Regions from separate parts of the Homo sapiens genome. Here region 1 is linked to region 2. A link is a contact called in ENCODE Hi-C data. All regions are on one chromosome and are shown on one strand. Each heading gives the region's core, a stretch centred on a gene start or an enhancer-like site at or near the end of the contact. The rest is flanking DNA. Distances are from core to core; before and after follow the strand shown. Region 1 holds the start of NKX2-5 (NK2 homeobox 5). Region 2 holds the start of TLX3 (T cell leukemia homeobox 3).

What was found. Hi-C counts contacts between places; a loop is a spot of excess contacts on that map. Pooled maps may share reads with other maps.
Region 1: a map of naive thymus-derived CD4-positive, alpha-beta T cell shows a loop between it and region 2 (17-fold over the local background). The contact joins the promoter of NKX2-5 here to the promoter of TLX3 in region 2. A Hi-C loop is called at or near these places in 1 of 168 maps with a recorded cell type or tissue (naive thymus-derived CD4-positive, alpha-beta T cell), 20 of 37 single-sample maps with no recorded cell type and 12 of 50 pooled maps.

The regions. Positions count from the first base shown.
Region 1 is chr5:173,233,649-173,236,612 of GRCh38, reverse strand. It overlaps NKX2-5 (NK2 homeobox 5), which reads left to right and starts at 1,407. Exons shown (of 2, transcript NM_004387.4): 1 at 1,407-1,863. The coding sequence starts at 1,530. RefSeq lists an enhancer at 2,728-2,964.
Region 2 is chr5:171,307,681-171,310,571 of GRCh38, reverse strand. TLX3 (T cell leukemia homeobox 3) reads right to left here and starts at 1,324. Exons shown (of 3, transcript NM_021025.4): 1 at 786-1,324; 2 at 179-422. The coding sequence starts at 1,206. RefSeq lists enhancers at 1-61, 62-946, 947-1,832, 1,833-2,717.

The DNA.
Region 1 (2,964 bases), core at 158-2,657, 1.9 Mb before region 2:
TTCCCTGTACCAGCTAGGGCCGTGAGAAGCCAACGCTTTTCCACTGACAAATCCTGTCATCCCCAGCTCTAGAAGGCGTCCTTAACCTGGGCCCGCTCTGCCTGCCCGGACTCCTGAATTGTAAGCAAAATAAAACTCCTCTCTGCAGTGTTCTGGGGAATGGAGAAGACCCCAAGCTTTCATCAGACCTCCCAAGGAGTGCGGGGACCCAGAGAAATGAGGCCACCCGGGCAGGATCTGGCCATGTAGCTGGCGCTCCTGAAACTCTGGCAGATTTGTCTGACTTCTGTGCCCTACTCTACTGACCCTGGGCTAAAAATGATCATGATCACCCCACTTGCCCTGCCCTTCCCCCACGCGCCTGACCGAGCCGCAGGGGTGCCCCACTGGAAGTCCGGCCCAGAGGCCTCAGAGAAATCCTGGCCTAGCTGGGCTCAGAGGAGCCCCGCCTCCCTGAGAGCTAAACCTGGGCTAGGACCCTGAAACCTCGAGGTTGGCAGAAGCCTGAGGGCCTTGCTGCCAGGCAGGGAGGGCACGGGAAGGAGGGAGGTGGGATCGATGGCCTCCAAACAGGGGAAACAAGGTGGCTGGTAGCTGGGGCACTCCACAAGACAGGTGTCTCCTGGGAAGCTGAGCTTACCAGCTGGGATTCCTGATTTATTTCATTATTAAGGGGAGAGGCATTTCCCTGGGAGGGTACTGGCAGTGACTGATGCCCCCTGGAGTTGTGCTGTGCATAACACTACTGTAGGAGGCAGCAACTCCTACCCCACCTGGCCATCACTCACCTTGCCCTTACTTTCGTTGACTCGCCCAGAAGCACCCAGAGCCTGCGGCATGACTGACCCTGTAGGCCAAGCCAAACCAAACCCCCGAATTGTCCAGAATCTCGCCCTGCTGCTATCCCCAAAGCCAGCCCTGTCCTCCAGGCTTCTCTTCCTATTCAGACTCTCCCTCATCCCACCACCTTCAGTAATAAAGCCTTCCTCAAATCACTCTCCTCCCCACCGCTTCCCACCCCATCCTTCTCTCTCCCATGCTGGTTTGGGTGCTGAGGAATATTTCTTCAAACCCACACCCATCCAGCCCTGCCCAGAGGCCTGACTCTGCATGCCTCTGGTAGGCTTTTCAGGCTCACATTAGGGAGCAAACGCAGGCTGCAGGAGCAAAAGGAGACCCTTCCAAATGCGTCGTGGCCCCTTTAAAAAAGCTGGGCAGGGCTTTTTTTTTTTTTTTTTTTTTTTTTTTTTTTTTTTTTTTTTGCCGTATGACTATATTAGGTGACACGAAACTGCTCATCGCTCCTGTCATCGAGGCCCCTGGCCCAATGGCAGGCTGAGTCCCCCTCCTCTGGCCTGGTCCCGCCTCTCCTGCCCCTTGTGCTCAGCGCTACCTGCTGCCCGGACACATCCAGAGCTGGCCGACGGGTGCGCGGGCGGGCGGCGGCACCATGCAGGGAAGCTGCCAGGGGCCGTGGGCAGCGCCGCTTTCTGCCGCCCACCTGGCGCTGTGAGACTGGCGCTGCCACCATGTTCCCCAGCCCTGCTCTCACGCCCACGCCCTTCTCAGTCAAAGACATCCTAAACCTGGAACAGCAGCAGCGCAGCCTGGCTGCCGCCGGAGAGCTCTCTGCCCGCCTGGAGGCGACCCTGGCGCCCTCCTCCTGCATGCTGGCCGCCTTCAAGCCAGAGGCCTACGCTGGGCCCGAGGCGGCTGCGCCGGGCCTCCCAGAGCTGCGCGCAGAGCTGGGCCGCGCGCCTTCACCGGCCAAGTGTGCGTCTGCCTTTCCCGCCGCCCCCGCCTTCTATCCACGTGCCTACAGCGACCCCGACCCAGCCAAGGACCCTAGAGCCGAAAAGAAAGGTGAGGAGGAAACACAGGCCCCCTTCTCCCCTCCTGGGTCGCTTTCGTCCCCAAGAAACTCAGGGCCAGGAGGAGGAGACACGCGCCCTTGGGCCGAGGGCTGGGCTGCGGCGGGGGGTTCAGAATGTAAGATGCCTGGTGTTGTCGCCAGGCTCCCGCGCCCCGCGTCCAATCGGAGGTTCAGAGGAAATGCCGGATTGAAAGGATCAGAAGCAAGAGACCAAAAAACGTTTCCCCCCGGCCTAACAAAGCCCCGGGCGGCTTCGGCTCTGCTCCTGGGTCTGGTAGGAAGTTGAGAAATCGGTTTATGGTAGACAGAACAGAGAGACAAGCAGATAATCTCTGTTTTTAAATCTCCTTTGGATTTACGAATCTTTTTAAAGATCTGATGAGAACCGCTAAACAGAAATTGAAATGTTGCTCACCAGACAGCTTTTGCGTACAATCGGAGGAGGGTCCTGGACCTTCTTTCTGCAGCCCACCCACGACCCGGGTTTCTGGTGCCTTTCTTTCTTTGCGCCAGGAAAGTGGAGTCTGGGATCGAGGGCCTTGATTTTAAAATGGGATACTGCGGACCCTCAGGAATCTGACTTCACTTTATTTTTTCAGCACAACTTGCCGGCGCGGCCAGGGCGGAGAGGTTCCCTCGTGGAAAAGTTAGGAAATGCTGCGCTACCGCGGGCACAAGGGAGTGGACGAGATGAGTGCGGGATCATCCCGCAGGCCATCCCAGGATCGGGGAGGGAGGCCGGCCCCGCTGCAGAAAGGGGCCTTCTGGGAGACCCCCCAGCCCAAGGCAGGAGCCCGGGCGATTCCCGGGAGGCCGCAGGCGCTGGGCGAAGCGCTGGGCGAAGGGCCGCTGCCAGCCGGGAGAGAATTCATAGGTTTGTTGAGGAGCAGAGGCCTGGGAACAAATTCGGGCGGGCACGGCGGCTAGAACTGATCGCTACCAATTCGAGGAAGCCAGCAAGGCAGGTTCCGAGGCCGCCTGCCCACCCGCAGCTTCTTGGACACTGCGCAAACCCTGCTGCGGCCAGGCTGGAGCCTCCGATCACCAAACCAACACTCCCTGGCCTTCTGTTTCTTGATTCCTTAATTTTG
Region 2 (2,891 bases), core at 75-2,574:
GCGAGAAGGGTGAAAGGAAGAGGTACAATCTGCGAAGGCGGGGTGGGGGTGTGTTTGGGGGAGGCAGAGGGGGGCGGGGGTAGTGGATAGCCTTAAAATAGGGCTAGTGCGAGGCTGCGGCTCGGGGCGGGACAGGTGAAGGGCAGGTGTAAGGTGGGCCGGGTCAGGCCTCTCTCACCGCCACTTGGTCCTCCGGTTTTGGAACCAGGTCTTGACCTGCGCGTCCGTCATTTTGAGGGACTTGGCGAGCGCCGCCCTCTCGGCAGAGGCCAGGTACTTCTGGCGATGGAAGCGCTTTTCCAGCTCGCAGATCTGCACCCGGGAAAAGGACGTGCGCGGCTTCTTACGCTTGGGCGGCGTCCGGTTCTGGTAGGGGTGGCCGATGCGCCGGGTCACGGTGAAGGGCGTGAGTGCGGCCGCCGCTGCGGAGACACAGGAGGGCCCCTGAAGCCCAGCCCGGCTCCGCCACCGTTCAGGCCCCATGCGGACCCCGTGGCGCCCCGTGGGACACGGAGAGCTCCGCTATTTCGCTGGTCGCGCGCGTTTCCAGAGACACCAAGCCGGTCGGGAGACCCCCTCGCCCCCTGTCCCTTCCCCCGGGCACGGGCTTATTTTCCTGCAACTCTCCGATTACCCTCCCCACCACGGCTGCCCGGGGCCCTGGGGCCGAGGCCTCCGCCGCGCTTGGGCCTCTGAAATGGTTTCCGGGAGTGGAGCGCACAGGGCGCGGCGCCTCTGGCCCCGAGAGGGCGGAGGCCTGGAGCCTGGTCGCCAGCTCTGCTCACCTGTGAAGCGGTCTTTCACGAAGCGGCGGCTGCTCTCCATCCAGGGGAAATTGAGACCGCCAAGGCTGGAGACCGTGGGCACGGAGGGCATGGCGGGTAGCGCGCTTGGCAGAGGCGGTGGCACGGCCCCGGGCAGCGGCCTGTGCGCCGGCACCCGGATCACGCCTGCGGGCGCTAGGCTCAGGTTCACACTGTAAGATCCCGCGTCCTCGAAGGGCGCGCCGAGGCCCGCAAAGGAGGCGGGCAGAGACGGGTATGTGGCGCCCGGACGGCCCCCGGGGGGCCCTCCCAGGTAGCTGGCGCCGTCGGGGCCCCGCGGGGCGGGTGCGCTGTCCTGGTCCGGGCTGTTAAGGATCTGGTCGATGCCGAAGCTGATGGGCTCGTGCGGGTGCGGGGTCTGCGCGCTGGCGGGCGCCTCCATCCTGGGCGGGCGGAAGGGCTGGGCTGGGCTGGGCGGGGAGGCGGCTGGGTCCCCGTTACGGCGCGGCCATGGAGCGCCCGGCGCCTCTCGTCGCACTGAAACTTTGCCAAGAGTGCGCGGGCCCGACAGGCTCTGTGTCATCTTTCTTGAACCGAACCTGGAGTTTCCGCTGCTAATTCCTCTCCTGCCGCAGCCATTGGCTGCGATCAACAAGCCTCTCTCCTCTCATTGGCTCCCGGCTTTCAATAAAGGCCTAATTCATGGAAATAGGAGCTTAGGGACTGTTCCAAGGTGACATCATTTTAACAAACGAACAATAGGTCAAATTTATTAGCAGGGATAATGGGCGGCGGATATTAGAGCCCGAACCACAGCCTCCCAAACCCGAAATCTAACGAAGCTGCAATTAGCAGACGCTCCCCGCTCCTCCGGGCCGGGCCGCTTCCCAGACACCGCGCTGGGTGGGTAGAGCGCTCCGCTTGTGAAATTGTCTTTTGCTGAGTGGGTTTTCGTTTTCTTCCAATTTTTTTTTTTTTTCATCTGAGCAAAAGCCAAACCAAATGCATCCTTTCAGGTACAATGGAGTTGCAACCCCGGGACGACCCGGCGGAATCCGCAGAAGCCCCTTGGACGCTACCGCCGCCGGAGGAACGAAAGGGGCGCACTACCCGGGGCAGGCTTCGCGCTGCCTGCGCGCGGGGCGAGGGGAGCACCGTAGCGTTCTCCGCGCCCCGGATGACGCCGACCCGCGTGGGGAGAATTCGCCCCCGCCCGGGTTTCGGCCGCGGCCTCGCGGCCACTTTGGAGACACTCCCTGGCTCCGGCCAGGCGGACCGAGGCGTGACTCGCAGGTGCCCACGCGTGCCAGCTGCGGCTGGGCTAGGGACGCGGGGTCGCCCGGTGGGGAGCGGGGACCTGACTCTCGTAATTCGTTGCAGGATGGAAGGGGGCTGTGGTCGCGCGTGGGAACCCGCTCGCGGCTCGGCGGGTCTAGGGACTTCGGGTTCCTGAATGTCAAAGGCGCGGGCAGCTCCTAGAGCAAATTGCGGGATTTCTTTGGGAAACGCGACTGGTGAGCCCTTCCCGGCTCCAGTCCACTTTGGGCGCTGGAACCACTCCCCGTTCTGCTCGCGCCTCAGTGACTGTCTACCCGGCCCAGGGCACCGTGGACAGGACCGCACACGAAGTAGTCACCTTCCGCTGCAGCTTTGGGGAGACAAGCGGAATCATTTTCTTCCAGCGAATTCTAAAATCGTTAGGTGCAAACTCTTTGAGTGTCGCACCCCTGGCCTGGGTTCTTCCTCCCGCTCCTTGTGGTGTGGACAGTGGTGAGAGCTCGGATGTGCTGTTGTTGGCCAGAAGTGTGTTCAAATTTGGACTGGCCATTTCCTCGCTGAGTGACCTTGAGAAATTGACTCTATATATTTAGATTTCGGTTTTCTCGTTTGCAAAAAAGGAAAATAATGCATGCATGCGGGTTGTTCGTGAGCCGCGAGTGAGATATTGAGGGAGCGCAGAGCACTGGGCCTGGCACGTAGTAGGCACTGGGCAGCGTGGCTCACCTCCCACTCTATCCCCCCAGAGTAATGGCTGATGTATTATTGTTGTGACTCTTGTTTATTTTGTTGGCAGTTTAATTTTATTTGCAGGGGCTCAGTACGTTGGAGAGAAAGGTGTATTTGTCT